6 separate regions of the Homo sapiens genome follow, and regions 1, 2, 4, 5 and 6 are each linked to region 3. A link is an interaction called in ENCODE POLR2A ChIA-PET data of the cell type or tissue named here. Cell type or tissue: HepG2. All regions are shown on one strand. Region 1 has its middle 120 kb from the start of PTP4A1. Region 2 has its middle 110 kb from the start of PTP4A1. Region 3 has its middle 56 kb from the start of PTP4A1. Region 4 has its middle 72 kb from the start of LGSN. Region 5 holds the start of LOC124901228 (translation initiation factor IF-2-like). Region 6 overlaps LOC124901228 (translation initiation factor IF-2-like).

Region 1 (4,000 bases), 64 kb before region 3:
AGCTGGGACTGCAGGTGCACGCCATCACACCTGGCCAATTTTTTGTATTTTTGGTAGAGATAAGGTTTCGCCATGTTGCCCAGGCTGGTCTCGAATTCCTGAGCTCAGACAATCCCCCTGGCCTTGGCCTCCCAAAGTGCTAGGATTACAGGTGTGAGCCACCACACCCGGCTGTAATGGTTTTCAAGAAAGCAAAAATCAAAAGGGACAGGGCACTCCTTTTTTATGTCTAGTAATACTATTTTAAATGTTTTCATTGATTAAAATAAATTTAAGATTAAAAAACAGCTAAATGAAAAAAAGACAGCTAAATGAAAAAAATCATACACTGTTGGTGGGAGTGTAAATTAGTTCAACCATTGTGGAAGACAGTGTGATGATTCCTCAAAGATCTAAAAATAGAAATACCATTGGACCCAGCAATTCCATTACTGGATATACACTCAAAGGAATATAAATCATTCTATTATAAAGACACATACATGTGTATATTCATTGCAGCACTATTCACAATAGCAAAGAAGACATTAATTCAACATAAATGCCCATCAAAGATAGACTGGGTAGAGAAAATGTGGTACATATACAACATGGAACACTATGCAGCTGTATAAAAGAATGAGATCATGTCCTTTGCAGGGGCATGGGTGGAGCTAGAGGCCATTATCCTTAGCAAACTAATGCAGGAACAGAAAACCAAATACCACATAGTTGTAGCTCTCACTTGTAAGTGGGAGTTAAATGATGAGAACACATGGAAACACAGAGGGGAACAACACAAACTGGGGCCTATTAGAGGGTGGAGGGTAGGAGGAGGGAGAGGATCAGGAAAAATAACTAATGGGTACAAGGCTTAATAACTGGGTGATGAAATAATCTGTACAACAAACCCCCATGACACAAGTTTACCTATGTAACAAACCTGCATATGTACCTCTGAATGTAAAATAAAAATTAATTAAAAAAAAAGAAAAAAGTAACATAAAAAATGCATACATATATCTTATGCATCAATTGAGATGGTCACACAATTTTTCGTCTGTTGATGTGTATTATTTTGATGGATTTAAAATTTTTAAACTAAATTTAAATTCCTAGAATAAACTCACTTGGACATGATCTATTACTTTTTATATATCACTGAATTTAATTCTGTAATAGTTTGGATTCCATTGATTAGAAGGAAAAAAATACTCTGTTAAGAATTTTTGCATCTTTGTTTATGAGAAATATTAGAATTTTGTTTTCTTGTCTTTTTTTTTTTTTTTTAAGGTCTTCATTAGAGTAATGCTGGTCCCATAAAGTGAGTTGGGACATGATCTCTCCTTTTTTATTTTCCGGAAGAGTTTGTGGAGAATTAGTATTTTTTCTTTAAATCAAATGTTTGGTAGGTTTCACCAAACTGTCTGAGCCTGGAGTTTTCTTTGTTGGTTTTTCGTTTGTTTGTTTATTATTCTTTATTTTAGAGACAGGATTGTCCTCTGTCACCTAGACTGGAGTACAGTGGCGCAATCATAGCTCACTGCAACCTCAAGCTCGTGGGCTGAAGCAATACTCCTGCCTCAGCCTCTGGAGTTGCTGGGATTACAGGCATGAGCCACCACACCCAGCAACCTGGGGTTTCTTTGCAGAAAAATTTTTCACTGTGACTTTTATGGATTTTATTAGGCTATTCAGATTTTCTGTCTCTTCTTGAGTAAACTCTGGTAGTTTGTGACTTCAAAGGAATTTGCAAAGCTCATCTGTTTTCAAATATATTGAAAAAAATTCATAATATATTTATTTTTTTTAAGTATTTGTAGGAAATGTAATGATGTCCCCGATTTTATTCCTAATATTGGTATGTTATCTTTCTCTCTCTCTCTCTCTCTCTCTGTCTCTCTCTTTTCTGTCAGTCTGGCTACAAGTTTATCAGTTGTATTGATCTTTGCAAAGAAGTAGTGTTGCATTCCATTTTTTTTCTTCTTTTTTCTGCTTTCTATCTTATTGATTTCATCTCTTATTTTTATTACTTTCTTCTTTATGCCTACTTTAGCCTTAATTTGCCCCTTTTTTTCTAGTATGTTAAGATTGAAGCTTGGATCATTAATGTGAGAACTTTCTTCTTTTTGAATATATGCATTTAATGTTATAACTTTCCAACCAAGTGCTGTTTGGGTCACACTAACAAATCCTAATAGGTTTTGTTTTCATTTGGTTTCATTCAAAATATTTTATAATTTTAACTATGGTATCTTCTTTGACTCGTATTTTATTAAAAGCATAGTGTTTAGTTTTTTAATATTTGGAGATTTTTAATATATCTTTCTGTAATTAATTTCTATTTCTATTTTCTTTTGGCCAGAGAACATACATTGTATTATTTTATCTCAATTCAGTTAAGTTTAATGAGATTTGTATGGCCTGGAATATGGTCTATCTTGGTGAATGTTACATTTGCACTTGAAAAGAATATGTACTCTGCTGCTGTTACATGGAGTTTTCTATAAATAAACAGATCATGTTGGTTGTCTTCTATGTCCTTTCTAATTTTCTCTCTATGTGTTCTATTAGTTACTAAAAAAAAGAGTTGATATATACAACTACAATTGTAGATTTATATATTTCTCCTTTCAGTTCTCTAAGTGTTTTACTTCAGGTATTTAGGAGCTCTGTTTTTAGTGCATATACACTTAGGATTGCCAGGTCTTCTTCAACTGATCCCTTTATTGTAATGTAATGTTCTTCATTACCCCTGGTAATATTTTTTATCATAATGTCAACTCTGATTTTAATAGAACCACCCTGCTTTTTTTTTTGTTTGCATGGTATATTGTTTTCTGTTCTTTTACTTTGAACAAACATCTGTCATTATAATTTTTTCTTTTTTTGAGACAGAGTCTCGCTCTGTTGCCCAGGCTGGAGTGCAGTGGCGGGATCTCGGCTCACTGCAAGCTCCGCCTCCCGGGTTCACACCATTCTCCTGCCTCAGCCTCCCAAGTAGCTGGAACTACAGGCGCCCGCCACCACGCCCGGCTAATTTTTTGTATTTTGTTTAGTAGAGACAGGGTTTCACTGTGTCAGCCAAGATGGTCTCGGTCTCCTGACCTCGTGATCCACCTGCCTCGGCCTCCCAAAGTGCTAGGATTACAGGCGTGAGCCACCGCGCCCGGCCGTCATTATAATTAATCCTCAAAACAATTCAATAAACTAGGTACAGTTATTATCCCCAATTTACATGTAGGAAAACTGATACAGAGCATTCAATACTGCCCCTTGCTGCCTCTCCATTCAGCCTGTTTCCAGAGCTTTTAGTGTTCTCCTGATGCTACTTCTCAAATATGTTCAGATTTTAATATTTTTAGTGTCTTTTTTATTCATTTACCATCTAATGTAAATTAAATACTCAAAATAATGTGTGTTTTTTCCTGTCACCGTTATGGGACCACAGTAAGGCTATTAGCATTTTGCATGAGGGAAGTTTAAATACAGATTGAAACACTTTTAATTTCCTTGGATAGGTACTGGAGAAAAAATAAATTCTTACCACATTTCTATGGACATCAATATTAAACCCCAGTTCTTTTTTGATTCCCAGTTGACTAATTTCAGCTTAAGTAAACTAGTAATTTAGTCGTTAACAGATAAGAGGCTTGAGGCCAGCTCTATACTAGAAGTTTTTACATTTTCTTTTTTTTTTTTTTTTTTTTGAGACAGAGTCCTGTTCTGTCACAAGGGCTGGAGTGCAGTGGCGTGATCTCAGCTCACTGCAACCTCCGCCTCCCGGGTTCAAGCAGTTCTCTGCCTCAGCTTCCCAAGTAGCTGAGATTACAGGCGCCCGCCACCATCCCCGGCTAATTTTTGTATTTTCAGTAGAGATGGGGTTTCACCATTTTGGCCAAGCTGTTCTTGAACTCTTGACCTCGTGATCCATCTGCCTCAGCCTCCCGAAGTGCTGGGATTACAGGCGTGAGCCACCGCGCCTGGCCCTACGTTTTCTTTTTTTCTTTTTCTTTTTTTT
Region 2 (4,000 bases), 58 kb before region 3:
TCCCAGGTTGCAGACCTCAAACTTGGCAGAAATATACATATATATATATATATATATATATATATATATATATATATACTTTTTTTTTTTTTTTGGTAGAGACGAGGGTCTGCCTATGTTGCCCAGACTGGTCTCAAACTCCTAGACTCAAGCGCCCCTCAGCCTCCCAAAGTACTGGGATTACAGCCATGAGCCACCACACAAACGATCTTCTTGTTTGCCTCAGTTTTTTTGTTCAGGTTGACAGTTATTAGTTCATGTCACAGAAGAGAGTAAACCTGTAAGTTGTGCTCCCTGGAATATACCACACTGCCCCTCATACTCAATAGAGCCTCCTCATTCTGCAGCAGCTCCTTAGAGCTTGGGCTATGGGTCTGTCACCAGACGTAGCCTCTGTTCCTAACAGACTGAAAATTCTGGCACTGGCCAAAGAACAAGAGGCTTAGGAGCCATTTTATAGCACCCCCTTCATCAAAGCAGAGAAGGGAAGAAAGCAGAGAAGGGAAGAAATTCTTTGCCACTAGATCAGGCTCCAAGCACATTGTTGCAGGCTTCTCTGAATGAGTTACTCAAGGAATTCTGTAGGCTTTACCCTGAGCAAAAGTTTCCAACAAAACAGTTCAGAGTTCCTGAACCTCTACCCATTTCATTGTACTGCTTCTCCACCTTAATATGGAGAAAACAACCTTATTCAAAAGTCAAAATGCTTGACCTCATTAAGGAATGCTGCTCACCTGGAGCATTCCCCTCATTCTCACCCTCATCATTTAGAGACCATTGATATTTTAAATGCCTAACAAGTGGTTGCTTAGTCCACACTACACCAAATATTGGTTTGACTGATTTTCTTTCATACTGTTATTTTGTCATCTTGTAGATATATTTCTACTTTCTAAAAATATAGTTTGGACCGGGCGTGGTGGCTCACACCCGTAATCCACCACTTTGGGAGTCCGAGGCGGGTGGATCACTTGAGGTCAGGAGTTCGAGACCAGCCTGGCCAACATGGTGAAACCCCATCTCTAATAAAAATACAAAATTTAGCCAGTCGTGGTGGCACATGCCTGTAGTCCCAGCTACTCGGGAGGCTGAGGCACAAGAATCACTTTAACCCAGGAGGTGGAGGCTGCAGTGAGCCAAGATTGCACCACTGCACTCCAGCCTGGGCAACAAAACCAGACCCTGTCTCAAAAAATAATAAATTAAATTAAAATATAGTCTGGCAATCCAATAATCCAGGTATTTTTCTATCTGGAATTTAGGTTTTTAAATTCAAATCAGGCCGGGCATGGTGGCTTACGCCTGTAATTCCAGAACTTTGGGAGGCCGAGGCAGGCAGATTACTTGAAGTCAGGAGTCCAAGACCAGCGTGGCCAATGTGGTGAAAGCCCGTCTCTCCTAAAAATACAAAAAATTAGCCAGACATGGTAGTGGGTGCCTGTAATCCCAGTTACTCAGGAGGCTGAGGCAGGAGAATCACTTGAAGCCAAGAGGCACAGGTTGCAGTGAGCTGAGATTGCACCACTGCACTCGAGCCTGGGCTACAAAGTGAGACTCCATTTCAAATAAATAAATTAATTAATTAATTAAAATAAATTCAAATCAGATTTAACTAATACTTTCACATATTTACCATCTACAAGGCACTAGGTTGGAAACCTTTATTTAATGTCATAGTAGCACAAGGTCAAGCTATTATTTTCACAATTCTTTCTCCAGTGATTATAATTTCATTTATTTTTATTTTTATTTATTTATTTATTTATTTTTAGACAGAGTTTCCCTCTTGTTACCCAGGCTGGAGTGCAATGGCACTATCTCAGCTCACTGCAGCCTCCACCTCTGGGGTTCAAGCGATTCTCCTGCCTCAGCCTCCCGAGTAGCTGGGATTACAGGCATGTGCCCCCACGCCCGGCTAATTTTGTATTTTTAGTATAGACGGGGTCTCTCCATGTTAGTCAGGCTGGTCTCGAATTCCCGACCTCAGGTGATCCACCCACCTCGGCCTCCCAAAGTGCTGGAATTGCAGGCATAAGCCATCGGGCCCGGCTAGCCTTTCATTTTATAAAGTGACCATATATATTAGCGTTGGAAACAAATGCTGTGCCTATAATTTTCTAGATTTTTTTCACTTCAGTTTCTACAACTATGACATTGTTACCGTGTTTATATATACCTTCCTTCAGAACAAAGGGTAAACAGTAATTCTGCACTTATGTTAAAAAAAGAACTGAGTTGAAAGCCTGAAGATCTCGGTCCTAGGACCCAGCTAAGGTTGGAGGACTGTGTGAAAGTTACCCAAACATTCTCGGTCTTGGTTTCATTGCCTATGACATTAAAAGATTAGACTGGGTTCTCGCTAGGGACCTCTCTAATTCTAGGAGTCTGAAAAGCCTTCAGAGAGAGAATGTACTTTGGAAACAACTAACCAGGTGTATGTTTTTCGAAGTGTTAATGATTGCTAGGTTGTGACACTGAAATCAGTAAAACACGAATCAAATATTTACACATACCTTCCATGCAGTGTATTTTCCATCATGGGAAGGTATTGGGCAATGGAAAATTTCTCAAATACTTTTACTGGAAGAGACAAATTAGGCTCAGTTTTTTGTTACCATTATGTAAAGTTTGTAATAATGCTATGTGAAACCCTTTGTTTATTCATAGATGAAAATACCATGTCGAGAATTATTCAGCAAGTTGCTCTCAGACTAAGATGCTTATGACTTGCTTTAGAGTGTTTTCCTTTACATAAGATTTTACCTGAAAGACCAAGTCTATTGTTGTATTATTAACAATTATAATTCAAAATGTCAACAATGTTTCCATTAATTATAGGCATTGTTCCTTAAAGCTGGCCTAAAATGGAAGTCAGAAATCAGGGTTTGAAGGTAAAATGTCAAACCATTTTGGTTCTCTCAAAAGATTTTTTTTATGCCGTTTAACTGAATACTCCAATTCTGTCTATGAACTAGGAGAGACCATATTAATGGTTTTCCATGCATTAATACAAAAAGCTTTGGAAAATACGCCACAAGCTTACATGTCTACTGAAGTATATTATAAATTAATTATTGTACTTTTTTGAATTTTAAATTTTCTGTTTAAATTTTCAATCTATTCATTATAGGATCTCACTATGTTGACTAAGTTGGTCTTGAACTCCTGCCCTCAAGCAATCCTCCAACCTCCGCCTCCCAAAATGCTAGAATTAAAGGTGTGAGCCACCATACCCACCCCCGCCGCCCCCAACAAATCTATTCATTCTTTCAGGATGAAGTCTATATGTATATTGCCCATGTTTTGAAGTAGAACTTCCTTTCACTTATTCAGTAGTAATCTTTTTTAAGCTTTACTGGAGGCCTAGGCAGGCAGATCACTGGAGGTCAGGAGTTCGAGAACAGCCTGACCAACATGATGAAACCCTGTCTCTACTAAAAATACAAAAATTAGCCAGGCGTGGTTGTGGGTTCCTGTAATTCCAGCTACTCAGGAGGCTGAGGAAGGAGAATCGCTTGAACCCAGGAGGTGCATCATGCCATTACACTCCAGCCTGGGTGACAAGAGCAAAACTCCATCTCAAAAAATAAAAATAAATTTTAAAAAGAACCTTTTCTGATCACCTAATAATGCTAAAGTTTCCTAGGAATTTGATGACCAACTTCACGTGCTCCATGTCCACACCCTTCATTGTGCAACAAACTTTGCTCATATCTCCTTCTGGGCCTTTTCCACATCAAAATCCTAGTCTTTCAAATCTGCCTTAAATGGAAGATTTCATTCCCTTTTTTTTTTTTTTTTTTTTTTTTTTTTTTTGTATTTTTAGTAGAGACGGAGTTTCAACATGCTGGCCAGCCTGGTCTCGAACTCCTGACCTCGTGATTCACCTGCCTCAGCCTCCCAAAGTCCTGGGATTACAGGCATGAGCCACCACACCCGGCCCCATTCCCTAGCTTTTATTACCCTTCTACTTCTGACCTTCATTCACTTATTTTTAGCT
Region 3 (4,000 bases):
CTCCTGACCCCAAGTGTCCGCCCACCTCGGCCTCCCGAAGTGCTGGAATTACGGGCATGAGCCACCGCACCCAGCCCTCTTTGACGTTTTATCATATATTTTTTCATTTGGAAGTGACTTTTCTGTAAGTTGTCACAACAATGAAATGTCTATTGACTTCTAAGCAAACCCTCAAATCATTAAACCTTGTCATTAACCACTCTATGTCCCCAGTGTTGTTGTGGTTTGTTAAGTAAAGAACTTCTGTTGAACAAGTGCTTTTTGTTTGTTTGTTTGTCTGGGTCTTGCTCAGTCACCTAGAGTACAGTGGTGCAATCACAGCTCACTACAGCCTCAACCTCCTGGGCTCCAGTGATCCTCCCACTTCAGCCTTCCTAGTAGCTGGGACCCCAGGCACCAGGCACCACACCAAGCTAATTTTTTTTTTATTTTATGTAGTGACAGGGTCTCACCATGTTGCCCAGGCTGGTCTCAAACTCCTGGATGAAAGGGTACCTCCTACCTTGACCTCCCAAAGTGCTAGAATTACAGGCATGAGCCACTGTGCCGAGCCTTGCTTGTTTGTTTTTTGAGACAAGGTATTACTCTGTCACCAAGGCTGGAGTACAGTGGCATGATCATAGCTTACTGCAACCTTGAACTCCTGCCCTCAAACCATCCTCCTGCCTCAGCCTCCTGAGTAGCCAGGACTACAGGCAAGCATCACCATGCCTGGCTTGAGCAACTGATATATATCATTTATCTTAATCACCTTTCTAAAAAGTTTTTTTGTTTGTTTGTTTGTTTGTTTGTTTGTTTTGAGACAGAATTTCGCTTTGTCACCCAGGCTAGCGTGCAATGGTGAGATCTCAGCTCACTGCAACCTCCGCCTCCCAGGCTCAAGCAATTCTCCTGCCTCAGCTTCCCGTGTAGCTGGGATTACAGGCACCCACCACCATGTCCAACTAATTTTGTATTTTTAGTAGGGATGGGGTTTCACCATGTTGGCCAGATTGGTCTCAAACTTCTGACCTCAGGAGACCTGCCTGCCTCAGCCTCCCAAAGTGCTGAGATTATAGGCGTGAGCCACCCCACCTGGCCTCTAAAAAATATTGATAAATTTACAGAAGTTATTTAAAATGTTGAAAATTGTAAGCAACATAGCAATCTTGAGTTGACATGTATAAAGCATGGTATTTACTTTTTTATTGATTTATTAATTCATATTCTCATTTTCTCCCTCGGTGCTAGAAAGCAAAGAGCTAGTCAGGCATGAGAATGATTAAAAACCCTTGTGAGCTAGGAAGAGAGAAGAATCTAAACAAAAACGAACCTAAGGAAAAGAACAACAAATTAGGCTTTGTGAAATGGAAGGAAGAAAGGAAAGGGAAAGGAAGGGAGGCCTAGTTCATAATGTGTTATATGATTTAGATTTTTACACAAGTAAGATATTAAAGAATTACAAGTTAACCATCTAAATGTAATACTTTCCAAATAACTTAGAAGTAACATAGTCTGATTTATTCTAAGATGTGCTATCATTTATCTTGAAAAATTTTCAGTAGAAAAATGATCATAATTTACTGGATTTTTCCTACAGTAAATCATTTATTTTTATTTATTCTTATTGGCTCTATTGAAAACTGTGTCCCTTTATTACCTTGTTGAAAATCTAAACCATCAATAGAACAGCAAAGCATATTTTAATGAAGTTAAAACCTGTTGCAACCCTAAGCAAGTAGAAGATTGAAAATAAGACTTTAATCTGTACACCAGGCAATTCTCTAAACCTGTCACTAAATTTTTTGAATCCACCTATCCAAAAGGTCAGCAAAAGTAAAGGCTTCATTGCACAAGTTGATACCAGTACTGTGCCCTTTGCCAAGAATGCTTGGGAAAATAAAGGATTCCATTGTTTCAACAGATTGACCTGGCAACTTAGTCCAGAAATGTTTTCTTTAGACTAATTTAGCAGAAGAGATGAATAAAGTCAAACAACTGTTTTACGGTAGAAGCACTTCAAAGTAGTGCTTGAGAGCTCTGAAGTTTGAATGATCTAGCTTTGAATCTTGACTCCACCAGCTGTGAGCTCTTAGTAAGTCCATTTAACTTCTTATGACTCAATTTTTCCATTTGTAAGTTGGGCATGAGGGCACTCAAACATGGCATACTGCTGGCTGTCTCTTAATACTCATTCTTCTCATCTTTCAAAGCAACAGAATCTTAGTTCTTAGCAGGACACACAGGTGAGTGGAAAAAAATCTCTTTTACAACTAGGTGTGGCCATCTGAGTTTTGGGATATATGTGGCAATGGCATGTGCTACTTCTGGGAAGTATTCTTAAAGAAAGGGGTAGGACTTCCTCTTCCTTCTTCCTACAGCTAGAATATGGACATGAAGGCAGAAGCTCCAACAGTTTCCTCTGTGGATGAGGTGACCTTGGAATTGGAAGCTATATGTGCCAGAGGTATTAGACAGAAAGAGATTGAGTCTCTGCCACCGTATCATATCAACCCCAAACTGACTCTTCTGGATTTCTTGAATAGGCAAGAGAAATAAACCATTGACCGAAGCCATTGTTTTGGGATATTTATTTCTCTGTCTGCCAAACCTAATTCTAATTAATAATACTACCACAAAGAAAGGTTTTAAGAATTAAATGAGATTATGTGCTAGCTACATAGTAAGTGTGCAATACATCATGCTTATTATTACTATTATATTATTATTAAACAAGGATAATATTATGGTCTAACTATTCAGAAAAATAAAATATATCTGGAAAGTCTTACCTTTCAGACCAGTGGCATTAAAGAACTATAAGGGTGCCTATCAAAGAATAGAGTTTCTCCTGAGAAGCAATTTTTGATGTATTAGAATAAATTACCTGCAATAAAGAAAAGAGGTCAAACAGACCTGGAATAGCTCCTAATCCCCATGGTAACCACATATTTTCTTACACCAAGTGTTGCCTAATGTTCTTAGTCTGAAGGACTCTGAATTTTAAAAAGAAATTTAAAATGGAAAATAAAGGTATGCACACATGATGCCCCGTAAAGTGAAACCATTTAAATGGTGAAAGATCTCCTGATGATAACCTCAATTAACAACAATAGCACTATGAACAAAAGAAACAATTTTGTAAAGGGAAATACACTCTAAAAACTCAAAACAAGGACCTTCACTATCTATCAACACACACACACATGCACACACACAATCACATACACACACATATATATGACTTTTATATCAGAAATTGTCAATAATGATCTATAATTCCACAATATGTATCACAGACACTGATGGAGAATTAAAAATTAAGGAGCAGCCTTCCTCTGCTTCCAAACACAGACTATGTCCAAAATCATGTCAAAAATGTCTCTACTAGCGCAACCCAATAGTTTTTAAAAGAATCCATTGACACATAAAATCTCAGTAGGGCCAAGCTTGGTGGCTCACGCCTGCAATCCCAACACTTTGGGAGTCCAGGCAAGTGGATCACCTGAGGTCAGGAGTTCAAGACGAGCCTGGCCAGCATGGTGAAACCCCATCTCTACTAAAAATACAAAATTAGCCAGGTGTGGTGGCAGGCGCCTGTAATCCCAGCTACTCAGGAAGCTAAGGCAAGAGAATTGCTTAAACCCGGGAGGCGGAGGTTGCTGTGAGCCCAGATAGTACCATATCGCACTCCAGCCTGGGCAACACAGTGAGACTCCGTCTCCAAAAAAAAAAAAAAAAAAAATCTCAGTAGGTTTCTAGACTATCCCTTTACTATGGAAAATATTTGTGCCACCTTTTCCATAACTTTATTGCTGCCAGAGCACATCTTAGATTGCTATTTTGCTTTCCCTAATAAGCATAACATCAATTCTCTTGCTTGTATTTACTTTTCTTGTTACTTGTACCTAAACTAACAGCTTAGGTATCTTGAGGTCCTGGCAGAAAAGGCAAGAATAAATTTTATAATTGATTAACTAAAAAATTATCATTTTGGACATCCCCAGGGCAAACAAAGGAG
Region 4 (4,000 bases), 120 kb before region 3:
ACAGAAATAGAGATCATAAAATGCAGTCATTTTAAATTATTTTTTACACTAAAAATAATTTAGTCATTGTGCTCCAGACATTAAGTGCATTAATGTACATGCTTCAAAGTTTATCTCCTTTTTCTCTTCCTCCCCCATCCCCCACAAAAAAAAATGGTGAGAGAAAATTTTCTAGGTCTAATCTAAGCCTAAAGAAAACACACCTTTTGTGAATGCTAAGTAGGGAGATGTAGAAAATGAAGAGAAAAGACTCTAATGGTCTCAGAAACTGTATAAAGAATAATTCTACAGCTGAAGTATTTGGACACTTTCTTTCTTTCTTTCTTTTTTTTTTTTTTTTTTTTTTTTTTTTTGAGGCAGAGTCTCGCTCTGTCACCCAGGCTGGAGTGCAGTGGCGCAATCTTGTCTCACTGCAACCTCCTTCTTCCAGGGTCAAGCGATTCTTGTGCCTCAGCCTCCCAAGTAGCTGGGATTAAAGACATGCACCACCACTACTGGCTAATTTTTGTATCGTTAGTAGAGATGGGTTTTCACCATGTTGGCCAGGCTGGTCTCAAACTCCTAACCTCAGGTGATCCACCTGCCTTGGCCTCCCAAAGTGCTGGGATTACAGGTTTGAGCCATTGTGCCAGCCGGATTCCACAAATTTTGATCAACTATTATTTTCTTAGAATGCATGACCTATTGCCAAATTCACCACTTCATTGTCAGATTTTTTTTTATCAACAGGGAGGAGATTGTTACACAGGAATTGAATTTGTTTTATTGAAAATTGGAATCGGCCAGGCGCGGTGGCTCACGCCTGTAATCCCAGCACTTTGGGAGGCCGAGGCGGGCGGATCACGAGGTCAGGAGATCGAGACCATCCTGGCTAACACGGTGAAACCCCGTCTCTACTAAAAATACAAAAAAAAAGTAGCCGGGCGAGGTGGCGGGTGCCTGTAGTCCCAGCTACTCGGGAGGCTGAGGCAGGAGAATGGCGTGAACCCCGGGGGACGGAGCCTGCAGTGAGCCGAGATCACGCCACTGCACTCCAGCCTGGGCGACAGAGCAAGACTCCATCTCAAAAAAAAAAAAAAAAAAGAAAAGAAAATTGGAATTGAATTAGTTCAGATAATATCCTTAACTTTCTTATCTCTCTCCATTCACTTTCAATTATTTGAATTATAACAAGTTCCATTGGAAAGGATGCATACTTTTACCTTCTCTTTGGATAAAAGGTAATCTGAAATAAATTGATTGCTTCTGTTAAATAGACAAATAGAATTACTAAGTATTATCAGATCTCAAATAGCTCTAATAGAATATGTACACAGGTAAGACTCATTTAGCATTATTTAAAATCTCGTTTTTAAAAAATATGATAATGGAGACAAATTTGCTATTAAATAATTTATTTGCAATGTATAAATGTCCTTAGCAGTCAATCCTATTTGGGTTTGAGAAAAACATGACATTTTCAAGTTATCTTAGTTGGTGTAGGTCTAAAGATATGGAAGGGAAGTAAGAACCAAGAGGTTGTGTCTTAGCAACTACTCAGCCAGCAGCTGGAACTGTAGCTCATTCAGAATACACAATGTAGAGGACTGATAGCAGCTCTTACACTCAACAGCAACATCTGCAAAGATCCATGCATCTGTAAACTTCTGTTGCTTTTTCTGACAAGGATTCCCAACTTGTAAGTGGGTTGATTTCAGTCTCTGCTTGTACCTCTGTATCCTCCAACACTGTTCTCTCCACTTGCCTTCTCTCCACCTCAAGGTCTGTGTTAGCTTTTACTGTCTTGTGATTTCTGAAGCCTCAATGTGTCTCTAGTTCCTGCTCACTTAAGTTTCCCTCCAAATTCCCAAGGGAGATCTGCTTTACGGTTAGTCAACATCCAATATTGACCATTCTTGCTGGGCAGAGTTCAGTTACACTTCATGGGCTGATAGCGAGGCTTTTAGCTATCTCTGTCTCAAAGGTTAATCCTTGAACTAAGTCATTGCTGGTCCAGAAAAGCAGAAGTCACATGATGTAAAGCATAAGGGCCCTAGGAGCAGAGAAACACTCAGCTGTCTTTCATAGAAGAGGTCTTTGGACATGGAAGGACAATGAGCATGGGTTGACGCACAGAGCAACTTGGTCTCCTCTCCAGTATAAGTCTTCTTTTAAGGAATCAATGATATGAAAGTTTATTTTTAAAAATTACAAAACAACAACACTGGTTTCATCCTCCACCCCAAAATTCCAAGTAATTATAGTCATGTACTGTATAAAAACATTCTGGTCAACAATGGACCACATATAAAACAGTGGTCCCATAAGATTATAAAAGAGGAGGGGCATGGACCAGAAATCTGAGAGAGGTCAAAGACGCCCAGGCCAGGTGCCTCTCAGGTACTCATGTACTGATATGAAGTAGGAGGGGCGCAGTGCTAGAAGCCCCTTCCTCAGTGCTGCCAACCAGACACCCAGCCCATGGCAAACCCTGGCCTAGGGCTGCTCCTGGCCCTGGGCCTGCCTCTGCTGCAGGCCTGCTTAGGCCCAGCCTTGAGACAAACCTCCACAGCAGGGGCCCCTTCTGTAAATGAGAGCAGCACTATCATGCCCACCAGCTCCAGCTCCAAAGGGACCCTGTCTCAGGGGGCATCACTGCTATCATGTGGACTAATCCATCCTGGCCACCCTACTCCTGGCTGTGGGACTGGAACTACTGGTGCAGAAGCTTCAGGAGAAGCATAGATGGAGGCGGAAACCTACCTACCCAGCAGCCAGGAACAGGTGGGTGCCCATGCGCCACAGACCCTCAACTTCAAATTGCCTCCGGAGGAGTAGCAGCTCATCTGAACGCTGGTGTTAGAGGCCTTTGAACCAGAGTGACTCCATCTTGAATAGGGGCTGGGTAAAATTGATAAAGGAATTAAGAAGAAATTACTTAGGCAGATAATGAGGATATGGAAGTCCTCGGTAAGGTTTTCCTTTTAATGAAAAGCAACCCCAAATTATTTTTCTTTCTAATGAAGAGCAGTCTGTAAAACCGAGCTGCAGACATTGATTGGCAGTTGTGCCAATCATGTTCAAGATGGTGGCTCCATCTTCTTCTTCTTTTTTTTTTTTTTTTTTTTTTTGATATGGAGTCTTGCTCTGTCGCCCAGGCTGGAGTGCAGTGGCGCAATCTCTGCTCACTGCAAGCTCCGCCTCCCGGGTTCACGCCATTCTCCTACCTCAGCCTCCCGAGTAGCTGGGACTACAGGCGCCCACCACCACGCCCGGCTAATTTTTTTGTATTTTTAGTAGAGACGGGGTTTCACCGCATTAGCCAGGATGGTCTCGATCTCCTGACCTCGTGATACACCCACCTCGGCCTCCCAAAGTGCTAGGATTACAGGCTGAGCCACCGCGCCCAGCCAAGATGGAGTCTCACTCTGTCGCCCAGGCTGGAGTGCAATAGCTGGATCTTGGCACACTGCAACCTCTATCTCCTGGGTTCAAGCTATTCTCCTGCCTCAGCCTCTCCTCCCCAACCTGTAGGTGAGATTACAGGTGTGTGCCACAAAGCCCGGCTAATTTTTTTGTATTTTTAGTAGAGACAGGGTTTCACCATGTTGGTCAGGCTGGTCTCGAACTCCTGACCTCAAGTGATCTACCCACCTCAGCCTCCCAAAGTGCTAGGATTACAGGCGTGAGCCACCGCGCCTGGCCCATCTTCCCTTCTTCTGTACAGTAAGGAGCAGACAAGATGGCGCTGGTTAACTGGAAAGCCCATTTGCACAATAAGATTAGGGTGGGGCAACCAGTCTTACCACAAGCACTATGAAAACATCATACCTGATCGAACCAATTTGTGAGCCCTATGTAAATCAAACACTGCCTCCTCAAACCTGACTATAAAATCTGGCCCATCCACTGCTGGCAGGTCTTTCTTCTCAGAAGTCCCCTCTCTCTCAAGAGGCAGAGCTGTTTTACTTTCTTTTCTTCTGCCTATTAAACCTTCGCTCTTAAACTCCTCATGTGTGTC
Region 5 (4,000 bases), 58 kb after region 3:
TCCAGGTTGCCCCGGGTTGCGGTTCCGGTGGGTCCCGGGTGGGAGCGGGCGGGTTATGGCCCTGTGGCCGGCCGATTGCGGCCGGCTGTGCGGAGGCAGATGCCGGGCCCCTCGGGGCTGCGGGGTGGCGGTTGGCCGCCGGAGGCACCGGCTTTTGAGTCCCTCCCGAGCCCGGAGCGACGGGGGCGGCGCGGTCCGGCTTCTGCGGCGGCCGGGGGCAGTTTCGGCTTCCGCAGCGGGCCGGGTGGGTGGCACAAAAGCCGCTTTGTGACCGCCGCCTCCGCCCTTGGCCCTTTGGTCTGGCGCGACCCGTCCGGGCATGGCAGGCTCCGCGGCGTCCCGGGGCCTCTTTGTTCGGCCGGAGGAGAGTGGCTGCACTGGGAGCGGGAGACGTGGCCCGGGGTGGGGCGAGGGCTGCGCGTGTCACTGCGGAGCCGGATACGGGGAGGGCGCGGCGGTGGCGGGTTCGCCTCCAGATCCGGGCGGGCGTGGGGTAGGCCGGACAGCCAGGCACGGGTGGTAACGATCTGGTTCCAGAGCTTCTCGGAGCTCCGGGGTGGGCGCGGGACAGCCACTGGGTGCAGCTACACTCTTGTGCTCGACGGCCGGGACCCGAGCCTCAGACAAAATGGCCTCGGCGCCCGCGCCTGACTGAAGGCGCGGCGCGAACCCGTGATTGCGGCGCGGAGAGGGGGCGCAGCGGGCGTGCTCGGGCGCACACAGCCGCGTGCGCGGGGCGGCGGCCCTCTGGGGCATTCCGCGAGCTGCACCCCTGCCCGGGCCAGAGTGGGGTTCTGCTAGGTGAGAACTTCGGCCGTCCGCCCCGCCCTCCTCCCAGGCTCCACCTGGTAATTCGAGCTGTTCCGGATTTATCGCCCCACCTCGGGCTCGTGATAATGGGAACAAGTCTAGTCTTGTCCTTTCTCTGGGCCAGTCGTCGAGAAATGGCCTGGTTCGGAGCGTCTTGGAAACTGACAGGGCTACTGTTAGTTACACTGACGCGAAGGACTTCCCGTCCGGGCACCAGCATACATTTCCCCTGCCAATTTTGGAAGGGCCCTGGATGGCGCCTTTTAATCGGGGACTGTTTAGAACTATCCCTGAGCTCTGTGGTGTAATATGTTGTTGCCTCCTGTTGGTTTGTGGCAGCAGTAGCCAACCAGAGACGGAATTCTGAGGGTTTTTTATCTTCTGTCCGCGGAGCCCCCTACCAGTCCACGAGTATTAAGTTATTTACACTACGATTGGAACTGTTGACCTGCCCGACATCTAGATCCTGAGGCAGTGCTTCCTGTTACTCAGTCAGTTGAAAACTAGAAAACTAAATCATTCCCAAGAGTGAGCAGCATTTTACACATGCTTTCTTAGGTGCCCTAAGACCTAAATAGATGTGGAACAGACTATACAACGAATTGTTTGTGACAAAGGAGTTACACACATTAATTGGCTTGACTCTGCAGTATAATAATGATTTAAGCTTCTGCACAGAGATTACTCTTTCCTCCTCTCCCTTCTTGTATATGATTGTGATTATAATGCAACTGATAGGTGGGAGGGAAAAAATCCCCATTATGGATAGTTTTTCCTGTGGGTAGGAGATTGGGAATGGAGGAGTGTCTTGGGCGGAACAGAAATCTATCGGTGGCCACCACTGCTTTAACAGACGAGTCCCCCCATCCACTAGGTGGCTCCACTCAGTAAAAATAACCATTTCAGGAAGGGAATTCTTAATATAGTTCTTTCTCTGCTTCCTGATGAAAGTGCTTACTTACATGAAGGGATATGGCCAGACTAGGTTGTAGCCGACAGGAGTTTTAGCTATTAAATATGGAAATAGTGGTGTGAAATACTGCCTCAAATTAGCTTTTAATTGAAAAAAAGGTAATACCTAGAAATTAGAATACTGTGATGAGTCATTATAAAGCTTTTAAAGATCATTGTATGTCATTGGGAAAGTGTCAGAATACACTTTTTATTCTACGGAGGTTGTATTTAGAATTTGGGGTGAAAGTATAATGAAATTATTTTCAGATTACTACAATCTGTATTCACTGTAACTGTGATGGCTTTGTAATTTAGACACTTAATTTTTTAACCCAGCTGACCAACTAGGTGAAGTAACCTCTGAGGGCTTGTTTGAACAAACTTGTGATAATGAAAGTTACCTTTTTTATGGGACCTTTTGATAAATGATTGTTAATGCTAGTTGTATGTTTTACCAGAAAAGTAGACTGGGTTTTTGACTTGATGTTTTCTGCAGTAATCATCATAAGAATTATTCTTCAAAATTTAGCAAAGTTCTAGAAACTATAACTAGCATGGGACTATTTAAAGGTGTAAAATGGAAATGGGAGCAGATCGTTTGAATTTTAATTTTAAGACTTCAAATGCTTAAATTTAAGCATGGAAACTAATGGAACCTTTTGTTAAAACACTTTGGTAATGAGAGTACACATGAAGTGCTTGAGGCAGTGACTATGAATTACTGCTCTTGTTAACCTGTTATTAATACTTTCCTTAGTGCCCTCTTTACTCCCGAGTACACAAGTACCTTATAAACTATTTGGAAGAAGACTGATTATTAACATCAGTGTCTTCCATGTACATATTTTAAAAATATGCTGTGACTATTGGTTTAATGTTTGATATTGGCATAAAAATGGTTTAGTTCTTAAGGGGGAACTTAGAGAAAATATAAATACATTCATATTTGTTTATATTTATTGGTTACAGTAGTTACCTTGCTTTTGAGACCTGCCACTTCCACCTTCAACATCCCTTTGTCCGCCTTCTCTGAGTTGGATTTCAGTTTTGAGTTGTATATGTGAAATTTTGGTTTTAAAATACAAAAGAACATTATTAAAATTATGAATATTTTCTTTACAGTTATAAATGAGAGTTGTTTCCTTTTTAGATTCATAAGCATACATTCTTATGATATTTCACATAACAAGTTGATTTTCAGAGACTCATTTTCCTCGTCTTCAGTTTAATGGGAATGATAACAGATTGTTAAGGATAAAGTGAGATTCTAAATATAGGACTTAAATCAGTCTAAGAAAAGGATATAAAAGCATAAAGTTGGAAAAGAACTTAGATGTTTCAGTTTATGAGTTAAGTAAATTATGCAAGACTAATAACTTCAGAGTTATCTGGAGTTTGTATTAATGTGTAAAAATGTTTTTGTTAGTTGGAAAAATCAACATAAAGTGTATGTAATTACAATGTAAAGAAAACAACTATCGAAAGGGATAATTATTAGAATCATATAATTATATATTATATATAGATAGTATATATACAGAGAATATAACTAGATAGAATATATATGAATATATATATGAATTTCACAAAAATGTAACAATGGGTTTGGTTTTTTTTTCTGAGGAATCTTGGTAATAGATCATGGATTTCAGTTTAATCTATCTGACTGCTTGTTTTATGCTGATTGATTTAATCTGTACTCACCCCTTGAGTTTTGCAATTCAAGTAAAAGTCGATGAAGCGGCTCAGGCCCTGCTTTAGAAAAATAGTTGTGTACTTAAATAGTGTAAAACCCTAATGTATTTCTTTTGAATTGGAAAATAACTTATTCTCTCTTTCTGTCTTTTTCTTTTAAACAGCAATTCTGTGGTGTTCTTGGTCACACATTTATGGAGTTTCTGAAGGGCAGTGGAGATTACTGCCAGGCACAGCACGACCTCTATGCAGACAAGTGAACTGTAGAAACTGATTACTGCTCCACCAAGAAGCCCCCATAAGAGTGGTTATCCTGGACACAGAAGTGTTGAATTGAAATCCACAGAGCATTTTACAAGAGTTCTGACCTGGATGGGGTAAACCTCAGTGCACTTCTTTTCTGTTGGCCTCAGTATTACTGGATTGAAGAATTGCTGCTTCTTGTTAGGAGGTTCATTTCACTTATCATTACTTACAACTTCATACTCAAAGCACTGAGAATTTCAAGTGGAGTATATTGAAGTAGACTTCAGTTTCTTTG
Region 6 (4,000 bases), 49 kb after region 3:
ATATTCTATGCTTATTTACTTGTTATTTTCTCTCTTTTCTCACCTGTATATAAATTTCATTGGGGCAGAAAACATGTTTATGTTATTCATAAGATAGCAGAGTGCCTGGCATATGCTAGGCATTTAACACATATGTGTTGGGGAAGGAGGGAAGGTTGACAGCCACAGCTATGGATGTAGGTGAAAACCCCAAGGAAAGTGGAAAGTGAGTCCAGGAGGCCCTAGGACAAAACTCCAGTGAACACCATTGTTAACGGGATTGAGAGACTAAGAACCCTGCAAAGAAAACTTAGAAAAACTGGGAATAGGATGCCCTAATAGAATTTTATGTGGGAAAGTAATATGATAGTATGCAAATAAATAGTGGTTGAGTATTTACTATGTGCATTAATATGTCTGAGGATTAAAGAAATACATTATAGGACAACTATATTTAATGGTGGCTCACGCCTGTAATCCCAGCACTTTGGGAGGCCAAGGCAGGCGGATCATTTGAGGTCAGGAGTTCGAGACCAGCCTGGCCAACATGCAGAAACCCCATCTCTACTAAAAATACAAAAATTAGCCGGGTGTGGTGGCAGGTGCCTGGTAATCCTAGCTGCTTGGGAGGCTGAGGCAGGAGAATCACTTGAACCCGGGAGACGGAGGTTGCAGTTAACCAAGATTGCACCATTGCACTCCAGCCTGGGTGACAGAGCGAGACTCTGTCTCAAAAAAAAAAAAAAAGAGAGAAATTTCAAAAGGCTTCTATACTCATTTTCTCTTATGTTCAGTATCTTCCAGCCATGAATGGAACTATAGAAATACACGAAGATAGCAACGTTTGTTGAACATCCCTAGTTAAAAAGCAACTGTGTTAGGATAAGAAAAAAGCATGACTGTTGTAGCTTTTGTTAAATAAATGTTATTATGCTTGCAGGAAATTGTTCAACAACATTTCTCCTTATGTAAGGCCTGCCCCAGTAATGCTGCTTAGGTCACTGTCTGTCTGGATTATCTGCAGCCTAAATGCCAACTCTGTAAATTAAACCTGTCAAGTGACAGCTTTGCCATAGCATGCATATCCAACCTTTAAAATTTATTTATACTCCATTCCCTTTCTCTAGCCAGATTAAATTCTCCTTTCCTAAGCTATTTTTGCCTCAGTTCAGACTGTGGCATAATTCAACATGTTCTAAACAATCACATGGAGACTGTGGCCTTCCTGATTTTCAATTCCCAAATGATTTTTATTCAGGCTATAGAACAGCAACAGAAATTTCACCAAATTTGCTAAAATAAGAAGAGTCTTCTCAAACTAGATTCCTCCAGGTACCAGTAGGCAAAACAGTCATGAGTTATGGATAGATTCATAATAAGTCCTTTATTCAGTGCCCCAAGGAAATGGTGCCTTTCAGCATGCAAATGAAAAGTATTCTCTTACTAATCAATCTGTCCATCATTTCTTTTTTGTTTTTCCTTGAGAGAGAGGGTCTTTGGTCTGTTGCCCCAGATGGAGTGCAGTGGCATGATCACAGCTCACTGCAGCCCTAACAACTCCTGGGCTCAAGCAATCCTCCCACCTCAACCTCCGAGGGAGCTACAACTACAGGAATGCACCATCATGCCCAGATAATTTTTTTTTTTTTGTAGAGACAGGGTCTGACTGTGTTGCCCAGGCGGTATCTGTCACATCTTAATACACACACTAAGCTCCTACAGAAGTAAATACTATATTAAGCGGCAGAGTTACTAATGTGAATACACATTCTCATTTGATTTGGAGACTACCTAGACAACTTTCAGGTTTATATTTAAATTGATTACAATTAGACATGAAAAAGGGACAGAGAATGGGCATAATAGAGATCGATTCAAGAGAATTGTTTCTTAAAATAGACTTTAAAAAAAAAAGTTGTTCAAAACTGCCTTAATCAATTTTACAGAGAAAATATTACCTCAAATGGTTTGATATGATGACTTGATAAGATGTTACTTCTGATCCAGCAGGATTCATTTATTAATATAAATATTTACATCTGTAGTACCCTCCTAGGTGGGTGACTGTTTCTATATGTCTGACTCAACAAAACACAGTAGCCCACAGGCAGCTATTGGCCTTTGGACTTTGTCCTTAGGCCAGATTCCTTAAAAGGCTTGTTGTGACAAGCTTATTTGCTCATTGGAAATTTCTGTGTCTAAATTTCCCACAGAAATTAGGATGTAGCTCTGCTACAGCATTTTGATTATTCATCAAAACTTACTCAAAAGACTTTTGATAAATCTTTAAATCAATGTCTTAAGGAAGAAAATTAAGTCACTTTTTAATATAGAGCATGTTTTAGTTTTGAACAATATTTAAGCACTGCAAATTATATGTTCATAGAGATTTAAGCATAGGCATACCTTGGAGATATTGCAAGTTCAGCTCCAGACCACCACAATAAAACAGGTATTACAATAAAGGAAGCCACATGCATTTTTTGGTTTCCCATTTACACTACATTGTTGTCTGTTAAATGTGCATAGCACTATGTCTAAAAAATGTACATACCTGTTTTGTCCCACTGAACCCATAGCTGGAGTTGCCTTAAAAGCAGCAGCAGGAGAATTCGTACAACAGAGTACCCCAAACCATTTGAAGACAGGGCTGGTTTGAGATTTCAAAGAAAGCAGCTCTAAATGCCAGAGTGATCAGTCCAAAACATTTATTAAAGGAACTTGCAGGGTGTTGCAATGTATTATTGTGATGGACAGCAAGAGAAAAGGGATGTTTTACCCACATTAGTCTGTAGCCAGGGGGTGAGGGGATGGAGTTTACATGAAAATTTAAGGAATTCGGCTCAGGGTCGGGGTCAGTTTCTTTCCAGTAAACCAAGACATTATTATCAGTGCCTGGGAATGTTCAAGCTGGTTTGGGTTCAAGCCAGCTGAGGAAAACCTATGGCTACAGCTGGCTGGGTCACTGTGATTTTGGTCAAGACACAGAAAGGAAGTGGGGAAAACGGGTACCCTAGAATACCTTAATTTAAAAATACTTTTGCTAAAAAATGCTAACAGTCATCTGAGCCTTCAGCAAGTCATAATCTTTGCTGTTGGAGAATCCTGCCTCAGTGATGATGGCAGCTGACTGATCAGGGAGGTAGTTGCTGAAGGTTAAGGTGGCTGTGGCAATTTCTTGAAATAAGACAATGGAGTTTGCTGCATTGATGACTCCACAAAAAATTTCTCTGTAGCAGGCAGTGCTGTTTGATAGTATTTTACACACAAGAGAACTCCTTTCAAAGTTGCAATCAGTCCTCTTAAAACTCACCCACTGCTTTATCAGCTAAGTTTATGTGATATTCTAAATCCTTTATCATTTCAACAATGCTTACGGCATCTTCACCAGCAGTAGATTCTATCTCAAGAAACCACTCTCTTTTCTCCTTCATAAGAAGCAACTCCTCATTCATTCAAGTTTGATCATAAAATTGCAGCGATTTAGTCAACTCTTCAGACTCTGTTTCTAACTCCAATTGTCTTGCTATTTTCACCATATTTGTAGTGATTTCCTCCACTGAAGTCTTGAACGCCCTCAAGGTCATCCATGAGAGTTGGAGTTAACTTCTTTCAAACTCCTGTTCATGCTGATACTTTTACCTCCTCTCATGAATGTTCTTAATGGCATCTAGAATCCTTTCCAGAATGTTTTTGGTTTACTTTGCTTAGATCCATCAGAGGAATCACCATCTACAGCAATTTATAACCTTATGAAATGTACTTGTTAAATATTAAAACCTGAAAGTCAAAATTATTCCTTGATCCATGGGTTGCAGAATGGATGCTGTGTTAGAAGGCATGAAAACAATATTACTCTCCTTGTACATCTCCATCAGAGCATTTCAGTGACCATGTGCATTGTCAAGGAGCAATAGTATTTTTAAATAAATCACGTTTTATCAGTAGGTCTCAACAGTGGACTTAAAATATTTAGTGAGCCATGCTAAACAGATGTGCTGTCAACCAGGTTTTGTTCTTC

Evidence for each region. ChIA-PET counts read pairs that join two places held together with the same protein. Peaks named below come from ENCODE experiments on the same cell type or tissue, not always from the same donor. Only the 100,000 strongest peaks of a DNase experiment are listed, where the experiment ranks them.
Region 1: POLR2A ChIA-PET joins it to region 3 with 14 read pairs; 5 of 35 experiments call an interaction of 5 or more read pairs at or near these places.
Region 2: POLR2A ChIA-PET joins it to region 3 with 38 read pairs; 5 of 35 experiments call an interaction of 5 or more read pairs at or near these places.
Region 4: POLR2A ChIA-PET joins it to region 3 with 13 read pairs; 2 of 35 experiments call an interaction of 5 or more read pairs at or near these places.
Region 5: POLR2A ChIA-PET joins it to region 3 with 41 read pairs; 12 of 35 experiments call an interaction of 5 or more read pairs at or near these places.
Region 6: POLR2A ChIA-PET joins it to region 3 with 21 read pairs; 12 of 35 experiments call an interaction of 5 or more read pairs at or near these places.

The regions. Positions count from the first base shown.
Region 1 is chr6:63,450,802-63,454,801 of GRCh38, forward strand. It overlaps a transcript of LGSN not described here. Among named protein-coding and RNA genes, the nearest start is that of PTP4A1, 120 kb to the right of the region's middle. In HepG2, no CTCF peak of the experiment used is centred here; a DNase peak (open chromatin) is centred at 1,530.
Region 2 is chr6:63,456,316-63,460,315 of GRCh38, forward strand. It overlaps a transcript of LGSN not described here. Among named protein-coding and RNA genes, the nearest start is that of PTP4A1, 110 kb to the right of the region's middle. RefSeq lists enhancers at 2,207-2,706, 2,385-2,529 and a cis regulatory region at 2,450-2,463. In HepG2, no CTCF peak of the experiment used is centred here; a DNase peak (open chromatin) is centred at 2,496; H3K4me3 peaks cover 426 bases.
Region 3 is chr6:63,514,451-63,518,450 of GRCh38, forward strand. It overlaps a transcript of LGSN not described here and a transcript of PTP4A1 not described here. Among named protein-coding and RNA genes, the nearest start is that of PTP4A1, 56 kb to the right of the region's middle. In HepG2, no CTCF peak of the experiment used is centred here; DNase peaks (open chromatin) are centred at 291, 571 and 1,911; H3K4me3 peaks cover 1,563 bases.
Region 4 is chr6:63,389,795-63,393,794 of GRCh38, forward strand. It overlaps a transcript of LGSN not described here. Among named protein-coding and RNA genes, the nearest start is that of LGSN, 72 kb to the left of the region's middle. In HepG2, no CTCF peak of the experiment used is centred here; a DNase peak (open chromatin) is centred at 1,927.
Region 5 is chr6:63,572,813-63,576,812 of GRCh38, forward strand. PTP4A1 (protein tyrosine phosphatase 4A1) reads left to right here. Exons shown (of 6, transcript NM_003463.5): 2 at 3,624-4,000. LOC124901228 (translation initiation factor IF-2-like) reads right to left here and starts at 756. Exons shown (of 2, transcript XM_047419610.1): 1 at 720-756; 2 at 1-618. The coding sequence starts at 756. It overlaps LOC128125822, which reads left to right. Exons shown (of 2, transcript NM_001415059.2): 2 at 3,624-4,000. The coding sequence ends at 3,719. It also overlaps a transcript of LGSN not described here. RefSeq lists enhancers at 1-127, 128-863, 800-1,169, 864-1,599 and a silencer at 130-259. In HepG2, CTCF peaks have their summits at 1,120 and 1,675 (motif pointing right); DNase peaks (open chromatin) are centred at 949 and 1,669; H3K4me3 peaks cover 4,000 bases.
Region 6 is chr6:63,563,565-63,567,564 of GRCh38, forward strand. LOC124901228 (translation initiation factor IF-2-like) reads right to left here. Exons shown (of 2, transcript XM_047419610.1): 2 at 2,671-4,000. It also overlaps a transcript of LGSN not described here and a transcript of PTP4A1 not described here. Among named protein-coding and RNA genes, the nearest start is that of PTP4A1, 6.9 kb to the right of the region's middle. In HepG2, no CTCF peak of the experiment used is centred here; DNase peaks (open chromatin) are centred at 857, 1,637 and 2,107; H3K4me3 peaks cover 1,350 bases.